2 separate regions of the Homo sapiens genome follow, and region 1 is linked to region 2. Evidence: chromatin loops called from intact Hi-C (ENCODE). Cell type or tissue: HCT116. All regions are shown on one strand. Each heading gives the region's core, and the rest is flanking DNA. Links, peaks and the distances in the headings are about the cores only. Region 1 has its middle 210 kb from the start of CCNG2. Region 2 overlaps CXCL13 (C-X-C motif chemokine ligand 13).

What was found. Hi-C counts contacts between places; a loop is a spot of excess contacts. Peaks named below come from ENCODE experiments on the same cell type or tissue, not always from the same donor. Only the 100,000 strongest peaks of a DNase experiment are listed, where the experiment ranks them.
Region 1: it touches region 2 in a loop (3-fold over the local background); 7 of 110 quality-filtered maps call a loop at or near these places.

What each region holds. Positions count from the first base shown.
Region 1 is chr4:77,358,329-77,374,242 of GRCh38, forward strand. No RefSeq gene overlaps it. Among named protein-coding and RNA genes, the nearest start is that of CCNG2, 210 kb to the left of the region's middle. In HCT116, for the core only: a CTCF peak has its summit at 8,755 (motif pointing right); no DNase peak of the experiment used is centred there.
Region 2 is chr4:77,611,224-77,627,137 of GRCh38, forward strand. It overlaps CXCL13 (C-X-C motif chemokine ligand 13), which reads left to right. Exons shown (of 4, transcript NM_001371558.1): 4 at 1-611. Among named protein-coding and RNA genes, the nearest start is that of CXCL13, 13 kb to the left of the region's middle. RefSeq lists a silencer at 7,548-7,647. In HCT116, for the core only: a CTCF peak has its summit at 7,613 (motif pointing left); DNase peaks (open chromatin) are centred at 7,401 and 7,608.

The sequences.
Region 1 (15,914 bases), core at 6,191-11,190, 250 kb before region 2:
TGTAGGCTCGCTGGGCATCAGATGGTAAAATCTCAATGCTTTCACTAAACCTTCCAGTTTTCAGGGAAATGGGTAAATGTTCTAAATCAAAACAAACTATAAGTGCACAAGTTTGAATAGCTTAGAGGTTTTCTGGCTCCTAAATGTGACTATTGTCTTTAAATTGGCAGGGTGGACAACTGGATTCTTCTGCCACCTAGTGGAAGAAACTAATCTCTCCACAGTGTTCTAGAGGTGGTGGCAGGGGCTAGATCAGCTGTGGCAGCAGCCAGAATCAGAATAGGGACCCCAGCCAGAACTAGGGCAGCTGTCACAGATGGTGGGGGGGGGGGTGGGGAGGGGGTACTCAGTCCTCAGTAGGAAGGACCCTGAAAAGAGGAGATTGTCCACTGTCTACCTCTTTCAGGGAAGAGCCAAGATTGCCCGCTGACAGAAGATGAGGTTTGAGATGCCTGCCATGAAGAAAGTGCCAGTCAACCATGGTTGGGGTCTGTGCAGGGTACATCCAGGAAAGTCTTATTTATTTTGGGTATGGAATTACTCAGAAGTATTTGGCTTTGGTGTAGAATGTAGGTCTGTGTTTGATGTGTAAAAATGCTGATGACCCAGAGGAAAACTTTTCTACCTCCTGTTGGAGTCTGGATTGGGAGGTACAATCCCAAGCTTAAAGCTCATAACAGTGTCCTAGAGCAGACCTGACCCACAACCCAAGTACCTTCTTCCCTCCCTCCATGGCAGATGTGAGCTAGGGAAATGAAAGGTCTGCCTTTGGACACCGATGCAACAGTTCTAGAAGCTGAGGTTCTTGTGTTACTCTGGATCCCATTTGACTGTAATATTCTACTTGGTCTTTAGCTGCTGTAGAGCTCATGCCAGCAGGAGGGCTTTTTGCTCCTTGTGTTAGAGGCAGCTAGACCCTATAGCATCAGGCCAGGTTGGTGTGGTCCCAGGGGAGCAGTAGGAAGAAACACTTCAAGTCCTATCCCCTAACCATTCCCTGGTGCTCTCTGCCTGTGAACCTTGGGACTATTGGATAATGTCTTCTCTGAGTCCTAGAGCCAACTGTGAGAGACAAGAGTCTACCTGAATGAAGGACAGAGCTGGATGTGGACTCGTGCTGGTTGTGGCTTTTTTTTTTTCAAGGTATCCTTTCAATTTCCTCTAAAATAGTCTGGCTCTCAGACTTTTGGATCCTTGGATAGTAGTCCAATTCTGATGTCTCCTTTATAGTCTCTGGGGGGAATTCTGTACTGGAAAATCCACAGGCCAGGAAAGATAACTGTGGCCTTATTCCACTTGACCACCCACAGCCATCCTGTCCTTCCTGAGGCATCCTTTGCCTAACGCCTGCCAGGCCCCTGGGCTTTGCTAGAATCCTCCTCTCTATCGCTGTCACCATGCTGCTTGCACTGCTGTTCACCAGCTCAGGCACTTACATCTTCAAGTGTCTCTTTACCCCACCTTGCCCAAAGAAGGCTGTGAGTCTCCCTTGGATGGCAGCTGCATGTGCTGCCCGGCCTAAATGCCCCTACTTTCATGCCTTGCTTCACACCCTACATGCCATCCACTTTCTACCGCAATTGGTGACTATTTATCCTAGCAGGTACTAGGTAGCATCATTCAATCTTTGCCATCCTTAAAGTTGAAACATGAGGGAGTGTACTTACTTGATCACTCAATTGAGCTTAAGTTTATATGCTTAATGGCTTCTATCTTGTTCATAAAATATGCATGGCGGCTTTTACTCCTTACCTTCTAGGTATTTCATTTGTGAGGTTTATTGAGTATTGGGAATATAAGACCTCAAACTTTTTCTTCACCAGCTTGCCTGGAACTGTTAATTGTTACTGCATCCCTTACAGTGTCCCTTTGAATGTTACACTACATGCATCATGGTGAATTATTCACTGAAAGAAAGTAGTCTCCTTCCTCATTCTTTCCCCTAGCAACCCAAACCCCTTCTCTAAAGGAAACTCTCTTGTTACTGTCCAGAGACTCTGCTTATACTTAATTTTTCTCCAAGCAGAATCCGTATTAATACTTACATACCTTACCCCTTTAAAACAGTGAATGTTTTCAATTTATCTTAGATATTTCCTATCAGTGCATACAGAGCAAGGCAGAGTCTGAGACTATAGGTTTGTTACCTTTCCCATGGTGGAGGCTTTCCAGTTGGTGTTAATGTATGATACAGAATGGTAGGGTCCTCTGTTCATTTGTCAAAACAAGTACCTAGCCTGTTGGCTGTAGCCCAAATGTCTCTGCGGAAATACTGGTGTAATTGGAGGTTTGCCCTTGGGGTAAGCACTGTGACAGTGCAGCCTACCGGCTTAGCTGCTTCTATAGGAGTCAAGCTTCGTTGCACCTGCTCTGCTCTAATCCTTCAGTTAATCTTGTGCTCTAATGTTTAATCAAGCTCACTCACATTTCTTTGAAGTCAAAAACTTGGACTGTTGGCTCTTATAATCCTGTCGTATACAGTTATATACCTTGCATGAGGACTTACCCAAATAACAGTACAAGTGACTGGTTTTGGAGCCAGGAAGATTCTTAGAATTCTGTTTTATGAAAACATATACTGCTATTGTAAACCAACTAAAGCGAGTGAAAGTAACAAATCTAATATACTAGTCACTTCAGTCTAAAACCATGAATATGGGACGGGTGCAGTGGCTCACGCCTATCATCCCAGCACTTGGGGAGGCCGAGGTGCGTGGATCACGAGGTCAGGAGATCAAGACCATCCTGGCTAACACAGTGAAATCCCATCTCTACTAAAAATACAAAAAATTAGCCAGGCGTGGTGGCGAGCGCCTGTAGTCCCAGCTACTCAGGAGGCTGAGGCAGGAGAATGGCGTGAACCCAGGAGGCGGAGCTTGCAGTGAGTCGAGATCGTGCCACTGCACTCCAGCCTGGGTGACAGAGCGAGACTCCATCTTAAAAACAAAAAACAAAAAACATGAATATGGTGCATATTTGGACTTACAATAGATATTCAGGTCCTACTTCCACTTAACTGTCATGTTACTTCTAAGGGAGATTGTTTCTTTGACTTGGGCATATCTAAGGTACTAGCTGAGAGCAAGAGAATGTAGGAGAAAGTACTCTGAATGCAATGAACTACTACTTCCCAAAGGTATGCTGCTCTTGACAGAATGACAGAAAAACTAGACCCCCATATACCAAAACTTTCTGGCTTTCAATTGGCAGTCCCTTGACCACAGCGTGTTTGAACAAGAAATATCAACATAAGACCCTGTTACATGTTGGAAGGAAGCAACTGTAATTAATAGCCTAAGATGCTAAGCTTTTGTTCCAAGATATGAGAGAGTTTGCTTTTTGATTGTCGAATAGCTCTAATACATTCGTCTCAAAGCACCTGCATTCTCATGCTACAGTATGATGTATTCTATATCACTGATACTCTATACTGAAATAGTGAAAGACTCTTTGCATTTAAAGCTTAACCCACACGTGGACACTACAATATCAGATGTGTGTGCACAAGCTCTGAGATGCCAAGCAAGGAAGTGGAAGTAAAATTGCAGTGTGATCATGCAGCGTCTGTTAATGGCAGCCGAGGGTGAATCAAAGATGTGTCCTCTTCCTTGGCAACATTATTGAAAATAAAACTGTTTCCTGCCCCATCACAAGCTCACTCTGTATCTTGCTTTGTTTCCTTCATAGTGCTTATCCCTACCTGTTAATTGCTGCATTTGAATGCAAACTCTGGGAGGGTAGGGAACTATTTACCCCTGTCCCTAGGTTCCTTAAAATGGTACTTGCCTATCACTCTGGATGTAGTTGTTAGGCAGTCTAATTAATACGATATTACTGCTAAGAGCAAAATCCTTTGTCATTGCTTAGGAAAAGGACTTTTGTGCCTCAGATTACTTGGGATTCCCAGAAAATAGAGCCTACAACAAGACTTGGGTATATTGAACAGCAAGATTGAAGGGATAAAAAGTGAGGCAGAAAGAGATGATTTCAGTGTCTCGCAGCTTTACCAGAAAACCCACAGCTGCTTGCTTTATCACACAGGCAAAAGGAAAACACTGAAAACATTTTATACAGGAGAGTGTATTCACAACTTACCATTGTAGTGGTGGACTGCTGAATCTCAAACTTGCAAGTATGTAAGGCTATTAGACTCACAGAAGGTTACTTCTGGTGAACTGAAACTTGTTAAAATTGAGTAGCTACTTTATTTCCAGTAGTCACCTGGGCTTGATTTTTAACTAAATTAGCTGGTTTATTGCTAGTATCTATTCCCTCATAACTCTAAAAGTGACACTTAACTGAAGGGATTAGAAACTTAAATAGCATCTTAAATCCAGCCGAGCAGTGTTCTCCAACTAGAAATTAGAAATCACAAGTGGCCATCTACCATCTTCTGCTGTGCTTTGTTTTGTGTGTGTGCTTCAACTCTGCTTTCTCTGAGCTGCAGAAAGAGGGAAAGCAGAAAGGGGTGCTACTAAAGGCATGTTGCCTTTCCTCATGTAGAGGAAAGCTTGGGCTCCTCGTGTGGGCTCCTCATGTGATCACAGCTTGGGCTCCATGAAGTCTTTGCTGAGATGGAGTTTGGTGTCTAAGGAATGGCCACGGTCATTCTCCAAGATCCATCTGTCTTCTGCACAGGGCAAATAAAGTTGAATGAGAATGTGGTGGGAATCACCACCCCTGCATCTTTCAAGTCCTTGATGGTGGCACTAATCTCTGCGGTCCCTCCAGGGATGCAATATTGTTTTTGACTTACTATTTTTCTAGGTTGAGGTAGCTGTAATGGCTTTTATTTGGCCTTTCCCACCGTAATAGCCCTCATCCTATCAGTCAGGGAGCCAATGTGGGGGTTCTGCCAGTGCTAAGTATGTCTATGCCAATTATGCCTTCTGGCACTGGGAAAATGACCACAGGATGAGTGTTGGGACCCACTGGACCCGCTATAAGTCACACCTGAGCTAAAACTTCATGAATTACATGACTTCCATAAGCCCCTACTTTAACTGGAGGGCCACAATGATGTTTTGGGTCCCCTGGAATCAATGTTAGCTCAGAGCCAGTGTCCAGTAGTCCCTAAAATGTCTGATCATTTCCCTTTCCCCAGTGCAGTTACCCTAGTGAAAGGCCAGAGGTCTCCTTGGAGAAGGACGGGAGAAAGATTAATGGCATAAATCATTGGTAGTATAGTGGGGTCCTTTCTCAAGGGGACCTGTCCTCCCCTTCATTCAAGGGGCTTTGAGTCTGTAAACTGGCTCAAGTCTGGAAATTGAGGGGCTGTGACTGTTTTTATAATTCAAATTAGTCTTTTGTATACTGACCTGGAAGTTTTATGCTTATATAAATTAAGAATGCAGTAGGCTTCCTATCAATTTCACTTTTGGGAACACCATGATTAATTAGCTAATGCCAGAGCTCTACATGAGTCAGACTATTCTGATTGCCACTTTGCCTCTGCTGTTCATTACGGTAGCTATGTCCACCTTGCCTTTGATGGTTGAGTGCTGCCACTTGGCCCCTGCCACCTCAGGATCCAATTATTCCTATTGTATTTAAATTTTGTAGTTGAGTGACCGTGGTTCCCACTGTTAGATCTGGCATACAGAAAACAGCAATCACAGCTCTTCAGAAATGCAGGTGCTGCCCTCACACATCTATTTTGCAAGGCTTTGGTCAAGGGTATATCTTCTGCACCCTCCCAGCTGGGATGAGTAGGTCTAAAGTGAGACTAATCCACTCCACCATTCCAATCTCCCTTAGCCTTTGGATCCCTTCCCCTATATTAAACTAAGGAGATCAGGCATTACCAGCTCACTCACAGTGGGTCATCTTTTTTATTTCAGCTAACCAAGCAAATTATTAGAACCTTTTTTAACTGCCTGAGCTGCAACATTAAGTGCAGACTCCCTGTTTAGTAGGCCCAAATCAATAAATTCAGCCTGATCCAGCTTTATGTTCCTTCTACCATTATCCTACACCCTTAATATCCATCCCCATGCCTGTTCTCCAGATTTCTGCTTATATACATTAGAAAACTCAATTTTTGAGTGTAGTGTCTCCTTTTGGGTCACACTCAACCTCACCTCTAGAGGCCTGCTGAGACTTGAGTGTAGTCATAGGTCTAGAAGCAAACAGGGGTGTTGGGGGTAGGTCCTGGGGAGAATCAACATTGTCTTGCCTAGCAACTGCCTCAGGGGAGGCCATCACTGTTGCCTCAGGAAGTGCATAGTTAATTTCCTCAGACAAAAATGGAAAGGCTGATGGCAATGTGGGTGCAGGAGGGGATGTTGCCACCACTTGGGGGGGTGGGGAGGCTACTTCCTCTGGCAAAAAAGGTCCTTGCACACATCTCCATTCCATGTTGCAGGGTTCTATTCTTTTCCAATGCCCCAACTTTAAAGATAGACATCTGGCAGGACTGAGCCTGCACCTTTTGTTGCAGGTCAGTAACTCTCATAAGAGCTTGTCTGAATTATCACAACTTTCAGCCTTTTGTCTAGAGGAGATAAGACTCTCATTCAGGGTGATCTTAGAAGATTTGAGACTCTGTATGTGCTTCTGGAGCAGAGAGTTAGCATCCCTGAGCTCATCCTTTTTTTCCTTCACTTTGTCCAGCAAACTTGGGAGCAACCAACTTCATTATATTCCTTGGTTCTCCACATATGGTCAAAGGTGTCATGTACAGAGTCGCTAAACTCCTAGTCCCTCAGGAGCTGTGAATCAGGAGTATCAAATGCATTTATTTTGCATAACTCTCTAAACAGTTCTCTCCAAGGACTATCAGTGTTCTCCATACTATTAAAAATAGAGTCCTTAGCATTTTGGGGTCTAATAAGATTAAACAGCCAACTCCAGAAACCCAAAAACCAACTAGAGAAATCCATCCTTAAAATTCTGTTCCTCTAGAACCACTCCTGGTACCAAAATCTGTATTAGTCAGGGTTCTCTAGAGGGACAGAACTAATAAGATAGATGTATATATGAAGGGGAGTTTATTAAGGAGAATTGACTCACACAATCACAAGGTGAAGTCCCACGATAGGCTGTCTGCAAGCTGAGAAGCAGAGAAGCCAGTCTGAGTCCCAAAATCTCAAAAGAAGGAAAGCTGACAGTTCAGCCTTCAGTCTGTGGCTGAAGGCCCAAGAGCCCCTGGCAAACCACTGGTGTAAGTCCAAGACTCCAAAAGCTGAAGAACTTGGAGTCTGATGTTTAAGGATGGGGAAGCATCTAGCATGGGAGAAAGATGAAGATCGGAAGACTCAGCAAATTAAGTCCTTTCATGTCTTCTGCCTAATTTATTCTAGCTGGGCTGGCAGCTGATTGGATGGTGCCCACCCAGATTGAGGGTGGGTCGGCTTCTTCCAGTCCACTGCCTCAAACATTAATCTCCTTTGGCAACACCCTCACAGACCCACCCAGGAAAAATACTTTGCATCCTTCAATCCAATCAAGTTGACAATCAATTTTTTTTTTTGAGACAGAGTTTTGCTCTTGTTGTCCAGGCTAGAGTGCAATGATGTGATCTCCGCTAACCACAACCTCTGCCTCCAGGGTTCAAGCGATTCTTCTGACTCAGCCTCCTGAGTAGCTGGGATTACAGGCATGCACCAAAATGCCTGGCTAATTTTGTACTTTTTTTTTTTTTTTTTTAGTACAGATGGGGTTTCTCCACGTTGGTCAGGCTGGTCTGGAATTCCTGACCTCAGGTGATCCACCTGCCTTGGCCTCCCAAAGTGCTGGGATTACAGGTGTGAGCCACCATGCCCGGCCAACACTCAATATTAACATCACACTGTTCTAGTTTTTAGGATGGGATTGAAATCTCTAGTGACTTTAGACCTTAGTTTTCTAAGCCTCCTTACATTGACTGAGCATGATGGCTTATCCTTCAGTTGCCCAAGAAGGAAGAGGTCTCAGGCTAAGAATAGCAGAGAACAGCAGGCAGTGTGTCCAAACACAACTGGGCTCTGAGGACATACAGGAGTCCTGCCTTTTAGCCCCTTGTCTCAGTGTGTCAATTTGCATCCAAAGTTGGGAACTGTCACAAGATTCCTAGCATACAGGCTATAATTGAGTGGAGGGGGCCTGGCCCACGAACTATGGTAGTCACCTAGATGTTCCCAGGTAAGTGGCTGGTGAGTTTTTTGTAATGGTACAGGTTATGAAATGGTGTATTTTTCTGTGGCATAGCTATATATTCTATATTTTCCTTTTAAACTGGTCACCTTTTATATTGTGGGTCAGGCTAGATGTAAGGGTTAAAGAGCTGTGGCCTTGGTAAAGGTTGCCTGTCACTTGATACTTTGTCTTTTGGGGAACCATGGGGAACTAAGAGGTCATCTCTGCATTCGAATCAGGGACTTGCCCAACAGAGGTGTGCCTCCCAAGCATTAGAACCTGAAATTCTCCCAATTGGTAAAAAGAGGAGAATTCCATGTGAAGTCTGTAGACCCCCAGTGACTCATTTGATCTGATGGGTCAAAGTAGGTTAGATCATTTGAGCTTATCTTCCTGTGAGGGGGAAGCCTTTGGAGTCCAGGATGAGGTGTCTGAGCCCGAGGACATGGCTAGTAACTGACCCTGAATTCCATGCCTTGTGAGATGTGGGTCCTCCTTTGCTTCCCTCCCCTGGTATCTGGCAGTGCAGTGGGTGTGTAGGGAGTAAGACAAATCCCCAAAATGAACTGCAGAGGCAGATGCTCTGGGACCTAATGCAGTGTTGGCCAGGAGAGGGCAGCACCGAATCACAGGTGGAGCTCTGTGTCCTGAGAAACCTTGGTGAGGTTGGAGCCTCAGCCAGGCAGCCTCCAGAGGGTGTCCTGTGGAGAAGGAACTGGCAGGGAGTGGGGCTTTGGTGGGCCCAGTACTCCCAAATAGGAGACTGGAGGGCCTCGGAAACAAGCTCTGTCTTCTGCTGCTGTTCTCCGCCCTTCTTGCTCTTTAAGGCAGCTCTTAGAAACTGGAAGCCCTCCTCCCCAAGCCAGCCCTAAAGCTAGGAACATTACTCTCCCCTTCCCTTTCTGTGTAACAGCTGACCGTAAAGAAATTCTGACTTGCCTTGATAAACAGGTCATCAAATGCTCACTCCAGAGGGGTCCTGCTCCCTACCCAGAAAGAAGGAATGCTGTAGAGACCAAGGGAAATAAAACAGACAGGCCTTGCTGGGTTTCCCCACTCAGTCGGGGCATTAGGTCATGCCCTTGTCCAATCACAGTTAGACACGGCTGTCCATGCTTCATTAAATCTAAGCAGAAAAATGGTAATAGCAAGTTCTCCCTTTGGGCCTTCACTCTGGCTCCCGTGTCACATACAATTGATAAGAACCTTTTTTGTTTAAAACAGCTGTGTGGGGCATATAGCCCTGGATGGAGGTGTGGGTGGGATATGTGGGTATGGGAAGATAATGGGTTAAGCTCAAAGAATGGTCTCAAAGCAGATGACTCCAAGTAGAAGGTGCTTAGAGGACCTCAGTGGGGAACAGATGCTGAAGTGCTGGAGCAGAACAAAGTGCCAGAGTCAGCTGCTTCCTGTGTCAACGGCAAACACCTGAGTGGCTGAGGGCCACAGTAGTCCGGGTGTCATGTCTTTCAGAATGTACCCGTGCAGGAGCAGCATGGTACATTCCCAGAAGCAACGTGTCCATTGTTTTTTCTCTTGGGTGTAGAAAACATTACATTTGAAGGAGTAAGTTCATGTCCTAGTGTCTGTTACATTTCCACCATGCGTGTATTTTACTGCACACAAGTTTTACTTGTGTGTATTTTACTGCACACAAGTTTTCCTAGACCTCTGAGGCTCATTTAGTGTTTCCCTTAATGTGAGGAGTATTGGTGATACAGCACAGTAAACAATGTGAGTGTGGGACATGGGCCTTGTGGGACACAGCAGAGCACATGGCAGTTCATCAATCTCCCCTGCACTTGTGTGCAGCTGAATTTGCTGGTGAGCCCAGAATCATCTCAGTTTATTTTCCATCTGTGTAGTGTCTCTTGGGCAGAATTTTTTCTCCTTCAACTCCTATTCTAGAATCGGGTGCATGTGCAGCTTTGTTACAAAGGTATATTGCATGATTGGAGTAGGACTAAACCCATCACCCAGGTAGTGGGCATAGTGCCTAACAGGTACTTTTTCATCCCTTACACCCTCCCTCTCTTCCCTCTAGTAGTCCCCAGTGTGTATTGTTGCTGTCTTCAGATACTGTGTATTTCATGTTTAGCTCCCACTTAAAAGTGAGAACACATGACATTTGGTTTGCTGCTTATTTGGTTAGGATAATGGTCTCCAGCTGTATCCATGTTGCTGCAAAGGACATGATTTTCTTTAATGGCTGTGTAGTAGTCCATGGTGTATATGTACCACATCTTGATTCAGTCCACTTTTGGGTACCTAGGTTGATTCCATATTTTTGCTATTATGAATTGTACTGTGATGAACATAGGGTGCAAGTGTCCTTTTGTTAGAATAACTTATTTTCCTTTAGTATATATCCAGTAACGGGCTTGCTATTTCCAATGATAGTTCAACTCCTAGTTATGTTAGAAGTCTCCAAACTGTTGTCCAGTGGCTGAACTAGTTAACATTCCCACCAACAATGTATCAGTGTCCCCTTTCCTCTGCAGCTTTGCTAATGTGTTTTTACTTAACAAAAGCTATTCCAACTAGTGCAAGACAGTATCTCATTTTGGTTTTGACCTGCATTTCTGATCAGTGACTTCCCGTTGAGCCACTTACGTCTTCTTGTGAAGTGTCCATTGATGCCCTTTGTCCAATATTTAATGGAGTTCTTGTTGATTTAAGTTCCTCAGACTATTGCATGCATCATTTCCCAAAACTTGATACCTTTCTGTAGGCTGTCTATTCTCTTGCTTGATAATTCTCTTGCTTTGCAGAAGCTACTTGGTTTAATTAGGTCCCGCTTACCATTTTTTGTTGCAATTGCTTTTAAGGACTTAGCCATAAATTCTTGCCAAGACCAGTATAAAAAGATTTTCCCTAGGTTTTTCCCAGACTGGGCAGAATTTTTGCCAATTATATCTAATGTGCAGATGGTGACTTCACATAGCAAAGAATTTCTCTAAGGAACTTGGGTTCATGATAAACCTGGTTGACTTTTGGCTCTTAAGAAAGAGTGCTTTAAGAAACAACACAACTGTAGTATTGTATACAGGTCAAAGTAGTTCTTAGAGATCAGTATGATATGACTTCCTTGAGTTTATGGGCAATGTTACCAAATGAGGAACTTATATACAAACAACTTCAAGTTAACAAAGCCCAGGCTTCCACCTAGGTTTAACACTGAGATCTGACTTGGACCAGTGTGTGTTTAAATACACTAAGTATGAAACCCATCTACATCTTTTCAGGTCTCATGGAAGATGCAGTAGGACTGGCTTTTTTTTTTTCCAATCACTTCTCTCTAAACACTATTGATGGGGGAAGACAAATATCTGGTATATTATTGCCCACAACCGATGGAGCTCTGAGTGTGGGTCCTCCCTGGCATACTTAAATGTGGAAAGCCCGTTCTTGGACCCTAGGCCATTGAGCCCATAGTGGGCAGTGCTTTCCATGAATTCCAGGAGGTACAACCAATTTTGTTGGATGTACATGTGTTGGGTAATTCAGACACATGGGAAATGCTCTTGGTGAGGAACCATCCACTAGGCAAGAAACCATAGTTGAGGTAAAATCACCGGAATCTAGTGTCATAATGCATGGAATTGTTGGATGTAACTATAGAAACTGCCAAAGTCCAGACACCATGACAGATCATAGAATTGCCAGCACAGGGCAGAATGTGTTACTTGCAAATGTTCAGAGAGTTGAGGAGGACTTGGCTAATATGATGAGCAGGCATTCCAGGCACAGAGAAGAATTGCATGCCTTGCGACCCTTTTGACTAGTGTTGCAGGTTGGATTGTCAGAAAAGAGGTTGATATGGAGTTTGACATGAAATATGGCATTTAGAGATCAAATCTTTTCTAAGGAATGGGAAAGGAAGCATGATTGGGTGGCAGGAGCACTTAACTGCACTGCAGGCCCAGCAATGCCCTGGCAAGTGTCAACATGCATGTGGCCCATCAGTTGTTCCACGGTGGCCTGAGATCACTGGCCTTCAGACATCTACTATGGTCAGTAATTGGATGAGGGCTGTTAAGGGAAGAGCATGCCCTTGGAGCTGAAACAAACCCTGTAGAAGGTGATAGCTGGAAGCCGCTGGCAGTGCTTCTGGCAGCTGGGGCAATGAGTCCTTGTTGAAGGGGGATCTAGTTGCTGTATTCTCATGCCCTCTAAATCCAGTGATCTGGTGATGTCAACCCTTTCAAGTCGTTGGCCTGAATTCACATATGTGTATATTCATCATGGCTTTCTTGCTCGGGCCCTACCTTTCCTAATAAGTCTCAGATGGAATCAGCTCTTTAGGTACGAGATGACCGATTTGACACAGAAGCCATGAGGTTACTGTTTTCTGTTATGAGACCACTACATGATCAGTTTCCATTCTCTAGACCAAAGGAAGTTCCTGTTTGTAGGATCTAAATTTTCAGAACCATTTTATGGCCCATGTAACAGGGGTGGTCTCGTATGCCTCCTACATGTCACTTCAAGAGTTTGCAAAATTGACCCAGTAGTTGGTCATTTCCATGCTCCACATGGTTTGGACCACTAGGAAGACTTTCTTTGCCTTGGTCATAGGTAGGTTCAGGTTCTAGGACCTGTTGTAATAAAGCCACACTCCATCTTTTCCCTCAGTATTTTGCCTCTTTGAAAACCTATCCAGGGAAGCACAGCCCAGCCAGAATGTGTCCAGTGCCAATGTCCTCAGCTCTGACCCTGAGCCTTCAGCAGAAAATAGGAGGAAAAACCTAAAAGGGCACCTACTGCCTGGAACAGGCACTCGAATAAGCATCGAGGCCAGATGGGCAATGTGAGCTACGTAGGTACCAGAATGATCCAGGGGGATCTTGTCTATGACAAATACTATTCCTAGTAGTACTAACTAGCCTGTCAAACAATGAAAATCATTCTTCAGTTTGTCACTGCAATGCACTGGAGTTTTGGGAAACTGCATGTTAAGGCAATGTTGAAACAACTCTTGGTCCATACCCCGACTCATGTCCAACCCCTCTGTCCCAAACAGGACCTCTCTTGCACTCTGATCTTCTCAGAGATGAATACTTCCATGCCCTCAATAGCAGAGGTCCCTAATTCTGAGCTCTTCCTCACTTCCTGGTCTTGCTGCCTGTAGTAAGCCCCTTCCCTTTGAGGTTGGATGTAATGACCAGCTTCTCATATTCTTTACCTTTGTCTTAGAAGTTGTTTTAAGAGAAACCGGCTGCAATGTTACAAACTGCCCCTTGGAGCAGCCTTGTATGGCAAAAGGGAGAAGCCTTCAGTTTCACAGGCTGAGGAGCTGAAGCTCACCAACAAGAAGTGAGCTTGGAAGTGGACATTGAAGGTGTGACATGAGTCTCCTTGGGAACAGATCTCTTCTTGCTTAGTTGAGCCTTAAAGAATACATCCCAGCCCTCAGGTTGACTTGGAGTCATGAGACTTCCAAACAGCGTCATCTAGCTAAGCTTTGCCAGCAATCCTTATCTGTAAACTGGGATGTGAATGTCTATCTTATGTTGGCATTTTTATGGTAAGTTGTTCGGCCGATAAATAGCTTAATTAAAAAGCCAGACATCTGATAATCCATGTAAATGTGAGTTGTAAAACAGAAGTCATACAGTGCTGGTAGGCTTAGTCTAGTCTTCAGGCAAGTTTAGTTTGACCCATGCAGCATTTTTATTGCATTAATTCCTTTTCTTCCTACCGTGGTTAGCTTGATAACATGAAGGCTTTATGGTTCCTCTGTAAATGAAACTAAAGTGGTATCCTGGATCTCTTTCCACTATCTTCTACTTTTACCTTACTCTCCTTTCAGCCTATTAACAGGATGAGAGAGAAGGTACCTGGGTCAAAATACAATGGGGACCTGAATTGGTTAAGAACCATTGACATGGTCTTCTGAAAATCGGAGGTAGGGGAAGGGAGTGGGAATAGTACTGGAGATCCTACCAGGCTCAGACCACAATGAAGAGTTAACAGGGATAGGCATGCCACGGCCTTGTGAGGATCCACCTTCTGAGATGGCCCCTCTTAGAATCACCCTAGAGACCATCCGGAGACCTGGATTCCCTCTCAGTATAGGGAATGACCTACTTGTAGCCTGGGGTCAGTGCTGTCACATAGAAGTCACGTGATCCACATATTTTAACCAGGCTAGTAGCCATGTTTTGCTAACTAAGAACCAGGTGAGATCACCCTTAAAGCTCTTGGGCTGGGTTAAATGTATGTTCAAGTCTCAACTATTCCCACTTGTGAGTTGTAGCTCTGATCCTTATAATCTTCTAGTCCAGATAGTAATTCCCCTCCTACTGGTAAGGGATCTGCTCTGTAGGTTTGCTGGACATTGGAGGATTAACTATCCATGCTGTCCTCAAGCCTTCCAGTTCTTAGGGAAACTGGTAAATGGTAAAGGCAAAATGAACTAAGTGCAGGAGTTGATGTGGCTTAACTTTTTTGGCTCTTATAAGGTACAGTTGTTTCTAGGATGGAGAATGGACAGTTGCGGATTCTTACACCACCTGGTGGGGGGAACAAGTCTCTCCAGGGTGTTCCAGAGGTGGGGCAGCAGCTGGTGTCAGAATAGGGACCCCAGCCAGAACTGGGGCAGCCGTCATGGACATGGGGGCACTCAATCCCCAGAGTAAGGAGGGCAAGTTTGACTGTCCACCTCTCTGAGGGGAAGACTTAAGCTGGGCAGCCTGTGGAGGATGAGGGTTGATGCTTGCCATGATGAAGTGCCCGTCTACCTCAGGCAGGGTGTGTGCAGATCATATCCAGGGAGGTCTTTTTCTTGAAGGATGTAGACTTCCTCAGAACTGGTTTTGGCATTGAATGTAGGTCAGGAGTCCCAGTCTAGAGCTCAAAGCCCATGACTGTGTCCTAGAGTGTAACTGATCCATGTGCCTCCTTCCCTCCCTCTGTGGCAGGTGTGAGCTACAGATATGAGGTGACTGCATTGGGAACCTCCTGGAAGCCGAAGTTTTTACCCTGAATCCCATTTGACTGTGACATTCTACTTTGGCTTTGGCTGCTCTAGAGCTCATGACAACAGCAGGGTTTTTTGCTCCTTCTGTTAAAGGCAGCTGGACCTTGTAGCATCATGTCAGGATGGCGTAGTCCCAGGGCAGCAGGAGGAGGAAGTGCTTCAAGTCCTAGCCCCTGAGTGTTCCCTAGTGCTCTCTGCCAGTGAGGCTTAGGACTGTCTGAATGTCTTCTCTGGGGCCTAGACCCAACTGTGAGGGAGACAAGAGTCTACCTGGATGAAGGACAGAACTGGATGTGGACTGTGTGTCTGTGTGTGTGTTTGGAGGTGGGGGGTTCCTCGATACCCTTTGTTTATTCAGTCCGGATCTCAGATTTTGGATCCCTGTGGTATACACCAGTCTTCACTACCATCTTATTTGGGGAGATGGGGAGAACTCTGTGTATTGGAAAACTCACAGGCGAGGAAAGACGACCGGCCTTGTTCCATTTGACCTCTCACAGACATTCTGTACTTCCTGAGGCATCCTTTGCCTAATGCCTACCAGGCTCCTGGGCTTTGCCTAACTTCCTCTGTCTACCCCTGTTTCTATACTCCTTGCATTGCTGTTGGCCAGCTTGGGCACTTAGACCATTCAGGTATTTCCTTACCCCACCTTGCCCAAAGAAGGCTGTCCTTACCCCTTAGATGGCAGCTTCACATGCTGCCTCAACCTAAGTGCCCCTACTTCATGCCTTGCTTCTCACCCTGTGTGCCAATCACTTTCTATCACAACTTGCAACCATATTGATCCTAGCACATACTAGGTAGCATTGTTCAA
Region 2 (15,914 bases), core at 5,126-10,125:
TATATACACTTGGAGTTTGCATTCTTATTCATCAGGGAGGAAAGTTTCTTTGAAAATAGTTATTCAGTTATAAGTAATACAGGATTATTTTGATTATATACTTGTTGTTTAATGTTTAAAATTTCTTAGAAAACAATGGAATGAGAATTTAAGCCTCAAATTTGAACATGTGGCTTGAATTAAGAAGAAAATTATGGCATATATTAAAAGCAGGCTTCTATGAAAGACTCAAAAAGCTGCCTGGGAGGCAGATGGAACTTGAGCCTGTCAAGAGGCAAAGGAATCCATGTAGTAGATATCCTCTGCTTAAAAACTCACTACGGAGGAGAATTAAGTCCTACTTTTAAAGAATTTCTTTATAAAATTTACTGTCTAAGATTAATAGCATTCGAAGATCCCCAGACTTCATAGAATACTCAGGGAAAGCATTTAAAGGGTGATGTACACATGTATCCTTTCACACATTTGCCTTGACAAACTTCTTTCACTCACATCTTTTTCACTGACTTTTTTTGTGGGGGGCGGGGCCGGGGGGACTCTGGTATCTAATTCTTTAATGATTCCTATAAATCTAATGACATTCAATAAAGTTGAGCAAACATTTTACTTAATTATGAGCAATTTCTTCTTCTTCTTCTTTTTTTTTTTTTTTTTTTTTGAGACAGAGTCTCACTATGTCGCTCAGGCTAGAGTGCACTGGCACAATCACAGCTCACTGCAGCCTCAACCTCCTGGGCTCAAGCAATTCTCCCACTTCAGGCTCCCCAGTAGTTGGGACTATAGGCACACACCACCACACCCAGCTAATTGTTGTATTCTTTTGTAGAGACGGAGTTTCACCATGTTGTCCAGGCTGTGAGCAATTCATTCTTAATATAGCATCTACTCAAATGTAGACATTCTCTGATTCTTAAAATAGGATTTTATGAGGTTAATTTTTCTTTGTATCTCATTTGCCTTTTACAGATGATCTAAAATCATTTGGCAAAGGATGAGTGAAGTTATTCCTGATATTAACACAGTGGGAAATATTTGGCTATGAGGGCCTCTTCCCCCTAGTGTTACCTACCGCATACTAACCGTGATTTCCTCCAGACTTCAAACACTTATCAAACCCATTTTCACTGTGTCATATTGACTCTTAAAGTCACTAATGTTTCATCTGACAGTTTTGCATTGAGTTTGACCAACAGACAAAGAAGACACTTGAACTCTGGTCCCTATCTGCCCCTGGCATCAGCCTGGATATCCTACCCACCACACCACTAAGCTCCACTGTGTGTTCCTCTCCCCACCCCACCCCGCTACTGCTTAACAACTGCTTTGGGGGGTCTGCTCCCAGTTCACCCAGGTTTTAAGCTATCTCTGACTCCCTCTTTCACTTTTCTTTTTATTTTTAAATTTATTTTTATGTTATTAAATTCTTTCTTGGGAGAAAATTAAAAGCACCCGTAATTACTATATTTTCTCTTGTCTACAATTCAATGTCTTTTAAATTACAAATACACACACGCACACATAGAGGGCTGATAAAATGTCATCAAGATCCTGCCTTGTAGCGTTTTTCAGATTCCAGTGTTTAGAGATCAGGAATCACTTCATTCTTTAATTCGATTTTGGTCTCCTTTGGTAGTTAGACAAATATTCAGAAGTCTCAAATAAGAAACACCACTATTTCTCGTGAAGTATCTACTATTATCACCCCTGCTTGGGACACAGTGGTTAAGTCATTTGCTCATGAGACTCCATCTCTACAGAAATAAAAACTAGCTGGGCATGGAGGTGTGCACCTGTAGTCCCAGCTACTCAGGAGGCTGAGGAGGGAGGCTTGCTTGAGCCCAGGAGGTCAAGGCTGCAGCTACTAAATGACAAGCCAGCATTCAAATTCAGCCAGTGCGGAACCAGAATCCATGTGCCTAACTATTGTACTGTGCTGACTCTATAGAAGGTTGGTATCATCAGTAGAAACTGAGGCATGTACTTGCCCCAAATCGTATAACTAGAAAAGACAAATCAGAACTCAAACCCAGGGCCATCTGACTCCTAAGCAAATGCTGTTAATCACTTCACTAGACTGCCTCAAGTTTTCCCTTCCCTAAACATATTTCTTACTTCAACTTCTTTGGCCACTATCCTTTTCAGGGCCAATCAAAGCCAGGGGAAGGGTGGGAGCTCCAGGACGTTCAGGCTTCCGCTGGATTGAGACGTTCATCCTGTGTTGTCCAATCCCAGGGGGATCTGGGCAGCTGGTGGGTGGCGTGAAGGCAGTGGGCCAATGTGGAAAGCGAAACAAAAGCAGGGCCAGTGAGGGTTTCTAAACTCGCTTTTCTTACCACACAGGCATGCATTCCTCAAAAGTCGGAGTGGATTTGGGGATGTTCAGCCTGGTCTGAGACAGAGAGCTGAACTCATAGATGCAGGAAACTTGTGAACCAGTTCCTGGAGTGTCTGAGGAAAGGCGGGCTATTGCAGATCTGAGTGGGTTTGGGTCTGGAAAGAAAGACTTGTGGAAGAGTAGGGCAGTGCAGTATTCATGCGATAAATGACTCTACACACACACACACACACACACACACACACACACACACACAAGTTAATCAAAAATCAAAGTAAAATAGAGTTGAATGGAAAATATAAGGTAATGCTGGCCAAAACAGGATGTTCAACACTGAGAAACTGAATGAAGGAGGTGCATGGGCCAAGCAGCACAGGGATCTCCTAGTAGCAGAATGCAGGGGACCTGTAACAAACCCATCAATAGTGCTGCTCAAACCCATCCACCCAACCAGCAGAGGCCCAGGAAGAAAAGATTCTGCTTCTCCAACAGAAGGGCTCAGCCTTGGCCTTACTTTGAGGGGGAAAAAAAAATCCACCAAAATAACAATACAATAATTTAAAAATATACATTCTAAAAATACAGCATAACAACTATTTACATAGAATTTATATTGTAATTTAAAGATGATTTAAAGTACAGTACACAGCAGAGTGTGCATAGGCCATATGCAAATACTGTTCTTTTATATAAGGGACTTGAGCATTCTCAGATGTTGGTGTCCTCTGGGGTTTTGGGGAAGGGGCTGGAACCAATCCCCTGAAGATACCAAGAGATAACTATATTTGGTCTTTGTCCCAGGTTCCTAGTACAGAGCTCCTAAAACCCTTGGAATTCCCTGAGTGATGCGAGTGTCTCGTTATTCACAATGAGCCCCTTTTAACCATATCTGAGTTTGTGGCAATGAGGTGACTATTGGCAGGCCCTGGGATAGCCTTAGGATGGGGGTTGGCAGGCAGAAGAACCAACCATGTGATTAGAGGGTTGGACCTTTTGTCCCACCCTCCCCACCACCTCTAGAGAGAGGAAAGGGGCTAGAAATTGAGTTTATTACCAATGGACAATAATTTAATCAATCATGCCTGTGTAATGAAAACTGATATAAAAACCCCCAAACAATAAGGTTCAGAGAAATTCCAGAACATCGAGGTAGGGGGGCGGTGGTGAGCTGGAGCAGGCATGGAAGGAAGCTCTGTGCCCCTCTCTCCTCACCCTGCCCTGTGCATCTCTTCCATTTGTTCCTGAGTTGTATCTTTTATAATACCCTGGAAATAGTACTACTTTCCTGGGTTCTGGGAGTCATTATAGCAAATTATCAAACCTGAGGAGGGTGACCTAGGAACCCTTAAGTTTGTGGTTGGCTGGGCAGAAAGGAAGATAGCCTGGGCACCCTATGTGCAGCTGGCATCTGTGGGACTGAGCCTTTAACCTGTGGGGTCTACACTAAGTACAGATAGTATTATAACTGAATTGAATTGCTGGATACCCAGTTGGTGTAAGAGAATCACAGAATTGGAGATTTGGTTGGTGTCAGTAAACACTTGAGGCAAAAAAAAAAAAAAGGGAAAAAACCTCTCCCAAAACCTCCAGGTGATTTCGGTGTTCTAAAATTGGAACGCATAGTTCAGCCAGCACAGAATATTAAAGTCATCAAGGGAGCTCGCTTTTCTTATGTCAGGTTAATTAAGTTATAGTTTACAGACAGTAAAATTGACCCTGTCTAAGTGTTCAATTCAGTGAGTTAGCAGGAACAGCCCCAGCCCCTGTTCTGTTATTATACTTCTGCCTTTTCCAGCCTGTCCTATAAATGGTACGGCCTTTTGTCTGGCTGCTTTCACTTTGCATAATGGTTTTGAGATTCATCATCTTGTTGAATGTATTACTAGCTTCTTCCTTGTTGTTACTATTATTTCATTGTATGGACATACAACAACTTGTTTATTCACTTACCAGTTGATGGACCGTTGAGTTGTTTCCAGTTTGGGGATATTATGATTAAAACTGCTGTTAACATTTACTACAAGTCTTTGTGGGAACATACGTTTTGGTTTCTCTTGGATTAATACCTGCAAGTGGACATGCTGGGTCATGTGGCAGGTGGATGTTTAACTTTATAAGAAGCTGCTAAACTGTTTTCCAAAGTAAATGTACCATTTTGCATTCCCATCAGCAATATGTGAGAGTTCCAGTTGCTTCACATCTTCACCAGCCCTTGGTATTATCGGTCTTTTAAATTTTAGACATTTTAGTGGGTGTTTAATCTCTTGTGGTCCTAATCTGTATTTCTCTAATGGTTAATGATGCTGAATAGTTTTCATGTGTTTGTTTAAGATCTTTGTATCTACATTACAAATCTGTCTTACTTGCCCCCACCTTCTGGGTGGGTGGGAAGGAGCTCTATCCCATTCCATCCAAATGACTCTGCTATATTTCCACTTTGGATTTTGCAAAGGTACCTCAAACTCAATGTCAAGGACCAAAATTCATGATCCAATTCCAATCTGGTCCAATTCCAGTATTTCCTACATCTGTGAAAGCTCCACAATTTGTTTCATTATGCAAGATGGAAAACTAGGACTCGTTTCAAAATTTATTTTCTATCACCACCAGTTCTGTATCCAATCCATAGCAAAACATCATTGATCCGTTTCCCTAAATATCTTCCTAATTCGTACACAACTCTCCATCTTTACTACCTCCCTATGCCAACCAAGATGCCATCAAGTCTCACCTGGACTGATTAAATAGCTTAAAAAGTAGCTACCCTCCCCCACCCCCCTGACTTCCCTCCATAAAGCAGCTAAGGTGATCCATTCAAAATGCAAGTCTGACAATGTCACACTTCTTCCAGTTCCAAGCTCAATGGTCCCTTCCTCAGGACAGCCTTCCGTGCCTAGGTTAATCTCCTTGTGATAAGCTGTCATGTAACTCTTTCTTTTCCTCGAAAGCACTTACCTCAGTCACTAATAATACCATTGTTAGCGTGACTATTGGTCGTCCGTCTCCAATTAGGATATTAACTTCATAAGGGCCAGAACTGTGCCTGGTTTTGCTCACCCTCAGATCCTTAGCATTGATTATGGCCTGGCACATGGTGGGAGTTCAAGTATTTTTTGGATAAATATATGAGTGAATAAATGAATATCTTATAACGGTCTCATTTGTTACTATTTAAGATACTTCAAGAAAATAACTTTTCATATTTGTCTTATTTTCATAACTGGATTGAAAATTTCTTGGAGACAGTAAGTCAGACTTTTATTTCTTTGCAACCCACATGGTGTCCCACATACTCAATAAGCAACTCTTGTGCAGAATGAAAAGCATCTTGTACAGCACGTAATTTGTTTGGAATATTTAGGAAATAATTTTTTTTACTATATTATCTAGAATACATGGCTAGGAAAGAGTAGGAGCTAACCACATTTTTATAACTATCATGTGCATCTGAACATGCTGGTGGGTTTGAATTAACTGATAATTGTCATTGAAATTTAATATAACATTGAGCTCCCCAAGCTAAACTCCACTAAAAGTATGTCATGACATTATGACACTAGCATATATTGCTGGAAAATGCTAAATCTATATGAATGCATTCTCAAGATAAATTTAAAGTGACTGATATTTATTAAATTCTTATATGCCATATCATTTAGGGTACCAATAGGAAATAGAAGGCATGCATAACTGGAACTTTGAAGAGAATGCAATGAAGGAAACTATTTCAAAGCTGTGGGCAGGGTTAATGGAATATTGAGGCACTTAGGGACCAGTAGCCACTCCGAGGCCTGAAGAAGAAAGGTGAGGAAATGGCGTTATGGAAGGCTGTTGTAGACCTGCAGTTTGGAAGACAGATTGCCCAACAGGAGCCATAGTCATTGAATGAGTCATCGGCCAAGATGCCATCAAGTCTCATCTGGACTGATTAAATAGCTTAAACACTGTAACAGCATGTAAGTTGTTTGGAATATTTAGGATTTTTTTTTTTTTTTTTTTTTTTTTTTTTTTTTGATACGGAGTCTCTCTCTGTCGCCCAGGCTGGAGTGCAGTGGCGCGATCTCGGCTCACTGCAAGCTCCGCCTCCCAGGTTCACGCCATTCTCCTGCCTCAGCCTCCTGAGTAGCTGGGACTACAGGCGCCCGCCACCACGGCCGGCTAATTTTTTTGTATTTTTTTGTAGAGACGGGATTTCACCGTGTTAGCCAGGATGGTCTTGATCTCCTGACCTCGTGATCCACTCGCCCAGGCCTCCCAAAGTGTTGGGATTACAGGCGTGAGCCACCGCGCCCGGCCGGAAATAATTTTTTTACCATATTATCTAGGAGAGAGTAGGACCTAACCACATTTTTATAACTACTATTGTGCATCCGAGAGTGCTGACATTATTAAATTCATTATCAAATCGAGCAAGTCATCAGCCATGAACAGAACTGAGTGTGAACAGGGCTTGGAGGAAATAAGTGTCTCTACCTCTACATCCTCCCACCTTACAATTTCCTATTCATGCTTTCCATCCCCCTGACTCCCATCATTGGCCAAATCCATTCAGAAGAGGTTAGATGAGGAAACTAAGGTTCAGAGAGGTAAATGAATTTGCCCAGTATCACCCAGCTAATGAATGTCAGTTCTGATATTTGAATCCCACAGACCGACTCCAAATACCATGATCTCATTTATTACTTTACATGTACAACTGATGGCTATGCCAAATATGAATTGTTATAATTTTTAATAAAAGTTAATGAAGGCTAAAGATGTGTATTTTTATCACATATTCTACTATTGAAAAAATTGCTTATCTTATGGCAGGCAATCAATTTTATTTTCAAGCATTTTTTTTTTAAATCTGGATAACAGCCTCTCCCTTTGAAATCTAAAGATCAAATAAATATCTCAATATATCCCTTAACTTGAGTGGGGCTGGAAGCCCCAGGGGAAAATCCCTGATCTAGCCCTTTCTCTCTATTAAGTGGACAACATCCTTAAGTATACTAACACCCTTTGCCCTCAAAGGGGGGCAAGAGGAATGAGGATCCCAAATGATGCCTCCTTGGCCTGATTCTTGTGCTTATCTCTGAGTGGTAGTCCCAGCGAGGGCCTCAGCTCTGTCTCTGACACAACCTGTGGTCTCGGGGCCCTTCTGTTCCTCATCCACTCCTGAACAAACTGTCCTCCCCACAAACCCCAAGACCAGCCCAGGACAGGTCTTGTGGAAACAGTCTGGTAACCTCACAGGGCTCTGCAGCCGTTTCAAGGAGGTTCTTTAGCACCCTCTGGTGGCTACTGCCAGAAATACCATGTTCAAATTGAAGAGGGCAGTGAGGGCGGTGACATTAACGTTGGACCGGATTCCCTGCTTCCTTTTCCATTCAGTCAGACCCTGAAGAGTGTCTCCCAGGGATTGCGGACAAGGAAATCAGGTGATTCTTTTCTATCGGTGCCCAGACTCGGGACTCCACGGTCTTCACTCTTAAAGTACGGCCTCCCAACCAGCAACATTGGAGAATCGGAATCAGAACCTACATTTCAACAAGAAACAGTGATTTATATGCAACTAACACTGAGAAGCTTTTTTCCCTTATATTTTGTCTTTTACATTTCTCCCTACCTCCTCACTGCCAAAAGACAATATACAATCAATTTTCACAGGTAAGCCCTCATTCTTCAAGTTAGGTCTTCCCCCAAGCTAAGGAGAAGGAAAAGAAGTAGAAGTTAGAAGATTTTGAATCAAAATTTGGTTCTGCTATGATTCACTAACATATTCAATTCTCTGAATCTCATTATTCTAAATGTTCAGATGAAAATAACATCTAGCCCTTATGGAACTAAGAATAAACTCATTTTCAAATCAGCTAACTTGGGGTCATTACTGGGATTCATAAATGCCAGGAAATTAGGATTGTTCAATTTCTGATGCCATTCCACTGGCCTTCTAGAAATGGTCATGTCCAACCCTTTGACTTCAAGCCGCAGTGCTCTGCTGGCATCCAGTGGTGAATGGTGTAATGTGGAAACATCAAACATGGTAATGCAGTGTACCCTAGAACTGACCCAGGAAGATGAAACCTAAAACCAGCAAACACAGCTTATCATATGACCTCCAGAACAGACCAAAGAGAGGAATAGAAGAAATGTGGCTACCAGCCCAATGTCAGCTGAAACTAGCAGCAGATAGAGACTTTATTGTTCTGAGCAAGACAATCTATACCAGTTCATTATCAGCTGCCAGGTGCCAAGCTAAAGTAATCTGTGCTCGATTTTCTTTTATGCATCATCCCAAATTAGATGTAAAATAATTGCCAAGAGTTCAGTCATGCTGAGACCCATTATTCAGTAATAAAATTGACATTTCTAAAGTACTTTATCACAAATGGCAGGTTAGTTCACACAGCGTTCTTGCCTGAATCACGAGCCCCAGCTTTGTGTCTTTCCATTTGCTTTATTTGCATGTTCTGCTCTTTCTACCTCCCACCTCCTAGAAATTAAAAATACCAGTAAGCAAAGAAAGGCACAGTGACTCTCGCTTTCAATTAAGGAGCTATTTCATATGCAGTGGTCACTTTTTATCAGTGCAGAATGGTGGACATCCCTGATAAGCAATCATGGTGTCCACAAGGACAGAGGACATTTTTAATTTTGCTGGGCATTTTGCTTAGCTTTGGAAATTCTTGTATGTTTTATCACTAATTTCAACTTATAAATTTCCTGCCTAGGAGCAACTTCAATGAATTCCGGTTTGGAAATATCCAGCAGATCTTTTTTTTTTTTTTTTTAATGAAAGCATCTCCCCACATTCGCCCACCTAAGATAACTCAGAGGCAGATGCACTTTTCACTGAAGTTAATGAGAATCTGAAAACTGCAATTGCAATGAGGTTGTAAACTGGGGTTAGCAGGATTCATGTTGCCGCAATTCATCTAACCTAGATTTAAGTCTCTGGAGTTATTATTTTTTCCCTCTTTGTTAAAAGCAAACATTTTTACAACCTCCTTATTTGTATACTGTTTTTATTATCCCACTACCCTTATGAAATTAATGAAAGAGAGACTTTTTTCTAAGTACTTCTTACGGAGACTCTTGAATGTGGACCTGCTGATTCCTCAGGGAGCCCACCCAGCCACTTGGGCCATGTCCCCCCGACTCGTGGTGCACATGTGAAAGGCAGGTAGGGCAGTTCCACTTTCTACAAAGGCCTGTGATTCCTGGAAACTCTGGCCAATTCTAAATCCCACTGACTGGAAGGGAACTTGAAGTCTCCTCCAAGTCTCTTTTTTCACAAAGTAAAGAACGAAGGTATTTTCCTAGCAAAAGCTAAAATTCCAAGGAAGATAAAAATTGAGGAAGTATCCCAACTCTTTGTTGGCACCCTCCATTGTCCACGTGCTCTGGCTTTGCACCCCGGAGTTTCCTCAAAACAGAACTGCAACCTCAGTGTGGACCTGGGACTAGTAAGATCATCCAGCCCATTTAATGTAAGTCATTTGTGTAACTGGGAAAGCCTTGGCCAAAATCTGAGGGGGTTTTTGGCAATGCTAAAGGCAACATCAATTAACAACAAAAATGCTTCCTTGTGTCCTGCCACCTTAGGACAAGCTTTACAATTTTGACATCTGGCCCCGTGCTCTTATCCAACCTGGGAAGTTGGTGGTGTGTTGGTGTGGCATCTTACTAAAGGCAAAATGATGACTTGTTTGTTGTTTATATTCTGTACCTGCTTGATTGATAAGCTTAGGTTTTGTTTTGTTTTGTTTTTTTTTTTTTAAGTCCTTTTCTTGTATCATCTCAGGTTGTGAGCAAAATCTTGGAAGCAATTTTTTTAGTTTGCTTTTTCTGTTTACTTCTCAGTGTTCCAGTACTGGCAGGTTTCTATTTGCTTTTCCTATTTGCTTTTTTGTGTTCTAGGACTGGCAAGACAAGGAGAATGATGTCTAGCAGGATCCCACTTCATCCTGTCCATTTCTGAGACAGAAATACTAAAAGGAAGTGAGTCTAGGAGAAACCTGGTGTCACTCTCTAGCTCTGTAACATCAAAGAAGCTTATTTTATTAAAAGGTTTCTTACTTAAAAAGAAATCACTCCATTTATGAGTCTCAACTCCCTTACCTTTGGGTGAGAAGTGATATAGACAATTGCTAAGGCACTATCTGGTCCTAAAACTCACATCCCTACCCTTCCCACAGCCTCCCCTCCCCTAAATACTCCCTGTCCAGGCAAATGTTGGTATTGCCATCCATTAAAATTAAGCTGTTGTGTCATCCTTGACCCCCCCACCAACAACAACCTCCCTTTTTAAATCATTCACCAAGAGTGATTTCATTTCCCCACCTCCTTAATATCTCTGGGATCCATCCACTTCATTTCCACCACTGCATCTGGCCACGTAAATGACTGCTCCTTACTTGGGGAAGTGACTTTACAAGCCAAGGTCATTCAGAATTAAATTTACAGATGATGGAATAAATCAAATTCATGTATTTATAAAGTGTAAAAGAATCTGGTCTCTCAGGAAAACATGACTTCAGTTTGAAGTGTATCACTAATTTAACTGTGAGTTTAAGCAAAAAAGTTTAATATAAATTTTAAGGATATTGGAATGTTTAAGAAAACTCAACATGAAAAATGTATGATATTATGTATTTGATTAACAAGATTTTCATACGTGGTCAGGAAGACTTGTTAGGGTTGTAATTTTGTCTTGCATAAGCATTTGAAATAACTAGCAAAAGTGAAATAAGATATTTATTCTAAAATCTTGAAAAGAATGTATTAAAGCAAATTTGTAAATTAGTCTGATTGTTTAAAGACAGTTATATTCGTTGGGTGGAGTTCATTAACATTGATTAAACAGCATGTAAAAGTGATTATTAATATTATATAAACATTAGAGTAAGATTAGTAGGCTGAGCTTGATGAAAATGTAAAATTGATAAACCTAAACTTTAAAACTAAACATTAATTCTGAACTCAAGCAAATATTAACAATCCTTTCTATACTCACGTTCCCTTCAGACCTTAAATTCACTGACAATTGTAAAAAGAGTTCTCTTTCAGTCATGGAAATGCTCACATTTAGGGACTTGGTCTGGAACATCTTAATATGCGTCTATTGTCTCTTAATTAAATACACAAGTGCAAAGTCAAACCAAGTTCTAGAGCATATCAAATCTCTGATTCCAATCTAACTTTTCATGATTTATTTTTTATGATTTATGATTTTGCAGGCCAAATGTATTCCAAAAACAGAGAAAATGTTTTAGCAACCTGATGTTCTCCAAACTATGATCTAGGCTTTACTAAAAATTTGTCTCTTGTTCTGCATAACTAGATCTACAATTACATAACTACATAACTACATCTTAGCACCCTTTTTATCCTGCTGGGATTTGTTACTGGTTGGGTGATCTTCCCTAAAACATAGACTTTACAGATTGATACGATCTGTAAAAACAAACTAAATTACCCTATGAGAAGGATGCTTGCCAGGTCTCAGAGCAGGATAGCGGCTTCTCTACACTCACTTCGCTGTCTTCACCCTCACCATCAATGTTTATTGTCCTTTCCAATTAATGTGCTTTATTATTTTAAACTCAAAATAAACAAGCAGTGAGAACTGAATAAAGGATTCTTCTACTTTACAGATTATCTCTTCGTTTGCCTTAAGAAATTTTGGAAGAAATACAATTTGCTACATTCTGACTCATAGCCATGCATAAGCTTATGGAGGGGGAAAGTTCACGGGGAGAGCCAAGTCTTCATAATGTCCTCTAATTATGTGTGGAACTAAATATGGAAAAACTAAGCATGTGTCTTGTCCACATATATAGACATCTACAATTTGGATTATCTCTAGTTTCTTTTTCTCCTCACACAACCTCCCTCAATAGATGATTTTATGTACCTATAATGCTTTTCCTTTATAGGAGGTGGAAAGTGGAAAGACTCAAGGAATAGCCTCTTGTGGCTTCTCAACAGGACACTGTGGGCATTTTTATTCCTGGCGCCTGACTCTCCTGCACATTAGGGGATGCTTCTCACATCTCTAGGCCAGAGCCACCAAATGCTGTCACTCATTGGAAATTTGTGGGGGCATTTTGTTTGTTACCAACACCCCGCCTGTAAGAGCAACTCCCTCACCTTCTGCAAAATTTGCAGGACCTCAGAAGAACAGGGAAGGCAGCGACCACTATTAACCCCTTAACCTTAGCACAGGGGCCCAGCTCTTCACCAGGTCTCTGCTTAAAAGAATGAGTGGCCTTTTAAATAAATAAAACAGCAAAGCTAATCTTTGTAAATATTTCCTACCCCATTCTTTGCCAATAGGCGCAGAGCCCCAGGAGAAATGAGAGGTGGGACCTTATGTTGTGAGTTAAGTTTGAACAGAAAAGGAGATTGTAGAACAACATTTGAGTTGGAAGGTATCTTAGTAGTCATCTAATCTAACACCCTCACTTAAGAGGTAAAGAAAATGAGGGTGTGAATCACTACCTGTAAAACATGCAGCAAGTGTCACCTATCACTGTGATAATTAGTAATTATTACACTTATTGCTATTACACCTGTCTACTTTAAAACTGCTTAGCCTCCTGGGAGGCTGTTTTAGTTCAGGCTTCTGTTGAAGCCAACTTTGATCCAAGGATGTGGGTGAAAGTACTTTATGCTAGAGGTGATCCAGGCAACACAGTGAAGGTGGGGGGAAGTGATACAGTGTGATGGAGGCTGTGCTGGGCCATCAGATCCACTTTAAGGAATGAAGCACTTTTCTTTCAGCTGCTATCCATGCAGCTGGCAGCAGCTGTGGAGCTCTGAAAATTGCCCTCGCTCAAGGTTATACACCCTTCCTGGGAGCAGCCCGCATCCAAAGCTGGTTGATGCAATGGTATAAATATTCTATCCCACCTTCTCACCTCGGGCCAAATCTGACAGCCATCCCAGCTTCAGAACTTCCTGCAGCCTCACTGAGGCCTTTGCTGTGGCTGTCTCATGTTCAACTTCTCCCTCTGCTTAATCCTGCTTCCTCCCCTTTACCGACAGGTATTAATCCTACAAACACTCCCAGATTAACTTTCTGTTTGCTAATCTCCCTATCGGTATGCTTACCAGGGAACCTGGCCTGCAATAGAAGTTGTTCAAGAAAGCAGATGTTAAAAAGGGATTCTGAATCTGAATCACCTGCCAGACAGCTGGCAATGAGAACCACATTACTAGTCCTACAAGGAGCATGCAGGGCCCCTGACACAGGTGGTAGTGCAATTGTTAATACTTTCACCTGTTGTGAACTGGGATGGATGGTAAATTGGTAAAAGAAAATGTGCCAGCAGGTGCAATTTATCAGGCATTTGAGAAATATGGGGGAATTGTAATTCTGAAAAAAATAGAATTGGAAAGCTGCTGCTGGAGGAGTTAGATAATATGGAAAAAGATAATAAAAGGCACAAAACGACTAATTAGTCATTAAAGACTAGGTGTGCTATGGTCTGAATGTTTGTGTCCCCTCAAAATTCCTATGTTGAAATCCCAATCCCCAAGGTGATGGTATTAGCAGGTGAGGCCTTTGGGAGGTGATTAGGTCATGAGGGCAGAACCCTTGTGAAGTGAATTAGTGCTCTTATAAAAGATCTCAGAGAGGACGTCAGCCCCTTCCACCCTGTGAGGCTGCGGTGACCGTCTATGAGGAAGTGGGCCCTCTCCAGACACCAAAACTGCCGGTACCTTGTTCATGGATTTCCCAGCCGCCAGAACCGTGAGAGATACATTTCTTTTGTTTATAAGCCACTCAGTCTGTGGTAGTTTGCTATTGCAGCCTGAAAAGACTAAGACAAGGTGTGAAGCCAGGGCCCTACTTGAGCACAGTCAGAGAATCTTCTCTCCTGCTGGTAAAGAGCAGGGACATCTGAGGACAGATTCAGGACTTAATCACAATCATAACATGGCTCCAGAGAAGGTTGAATTTTCAACCTACCCACGGCCACAGAGCAAGATCAGGGTCCTGATTGGAAAAGATTGGGACCCTGAAAATTGGGATGGGGACATCTATGCTAATGCACTTAAATAATGGATCCTCAGACCCTGGAGCCCCTGACCCTGCAGAAGTGAATAGCACTGTTGGAGCCAGCACTCTCCCTGGCCTTGCAAGAGAACACATTCCTTTGGGCTCTACCCCAGCACTCCTCTTAGACACAAGATCAGTAAGAAGAGTGAGCTCACGATACAAGTGCTGGGCCTGCCAAGGGAGGAAAGGGACCGTACCCCAAAGGACGTGCAGAACCTAGTTAACATGTGCCAGCAAGCCTACGAGAGAACATGTGAAAGCAAATGCTAAGAGTGCCAAATCAAGGGGGTGACAGGACATAATGTGAAATAAGGCAGAGTTTATTAATATGGGAAAAATTCCTGGGTGTACAGCATTTAACAACATGGCTAAGATCACAAGACTAACACATTTCTGGCATGGCTTTCAGTCTGGGCCATCACTTTCTCCAAGCTTCTTTTGATTTTATTTTTATTGACAAATAATAATTATATGTATTTCTGGGATACAATGATGCTTCAATACATGTATACATTGTGGGATGAGCAAATCAGGCAATTAAACTATTCACCTTAAATACTTATTTCTTTTTGGTGAAAACATTTAAAATTCACTCTTTTAGCAATTTTGAAGTTTACAATGCATTGTTATTAACTAAAGTTAATAGTCACCTTGCTGGGTAAGAGATCACCAGAACATTTTCCTTCTGTCTAATTGAAACTTTGTACCCTTTGACTAACCTCTCCCCTTTCCCCACCCAGTCTACCCCCCACCTCACCTCTGGTAACCACCATTCTATTCTCTACTTCTATGAGTTTGAATGTTTAGATTTCACAGATAAGTGAGATAATAAAATATTTGTATTTCTATGGGTGGCTTATTTCACTTAGCTTAATGTCCTCTAAATTCATCCATGTTGTCACAAATGACAGAATTTTGTTGTCTTCTAAGGCTAAACAGTATTCCATTGTGTATATGTATCACATTTTTAATCCACTCGTCTATTGGTGGGCGCTTAGTTTATTTCCAAATTTTGGCTATTATGAATAATGCTGAAATAAACATGGGAGTGCAGACATCTCGTCAATATACAGATTTCAATTGCTTTGGATATATACCCAGAAGTGGAATTGTTGGTGCATATGGTAATTCTATTTTTAGTTTTTTGAGGAACCTCCATACTGTTTTCCAAAATGGCTGTACTAATTTACATTCCCACCAACAATATACAAGGGTTTCTTTTTTTCCCGCATTCTCACCAACACTTGTTATCTTTCATCTATTTGATAAGAGCCATTCTAAGATAAGAGGTGTTATATATCTCATTGTGGTTTTAATGTGTATTCCCCTGATTATTAGTAATTTTTTTTTCATATGTCTACTGGCCTTTTGTATATCTTCTTTTGAAAAAGGATCTATTCATGTCCTTTGCCCCCTCCCCACCTTTTTTTGAGACAGGGTCTTGCTCTGTCACCCAGGCTGGAGTTACAGAGCAGTGACGTTATAGCTCAGTGTAGCCTCAACCTCCTGGGCTCAAGACATCCTCCC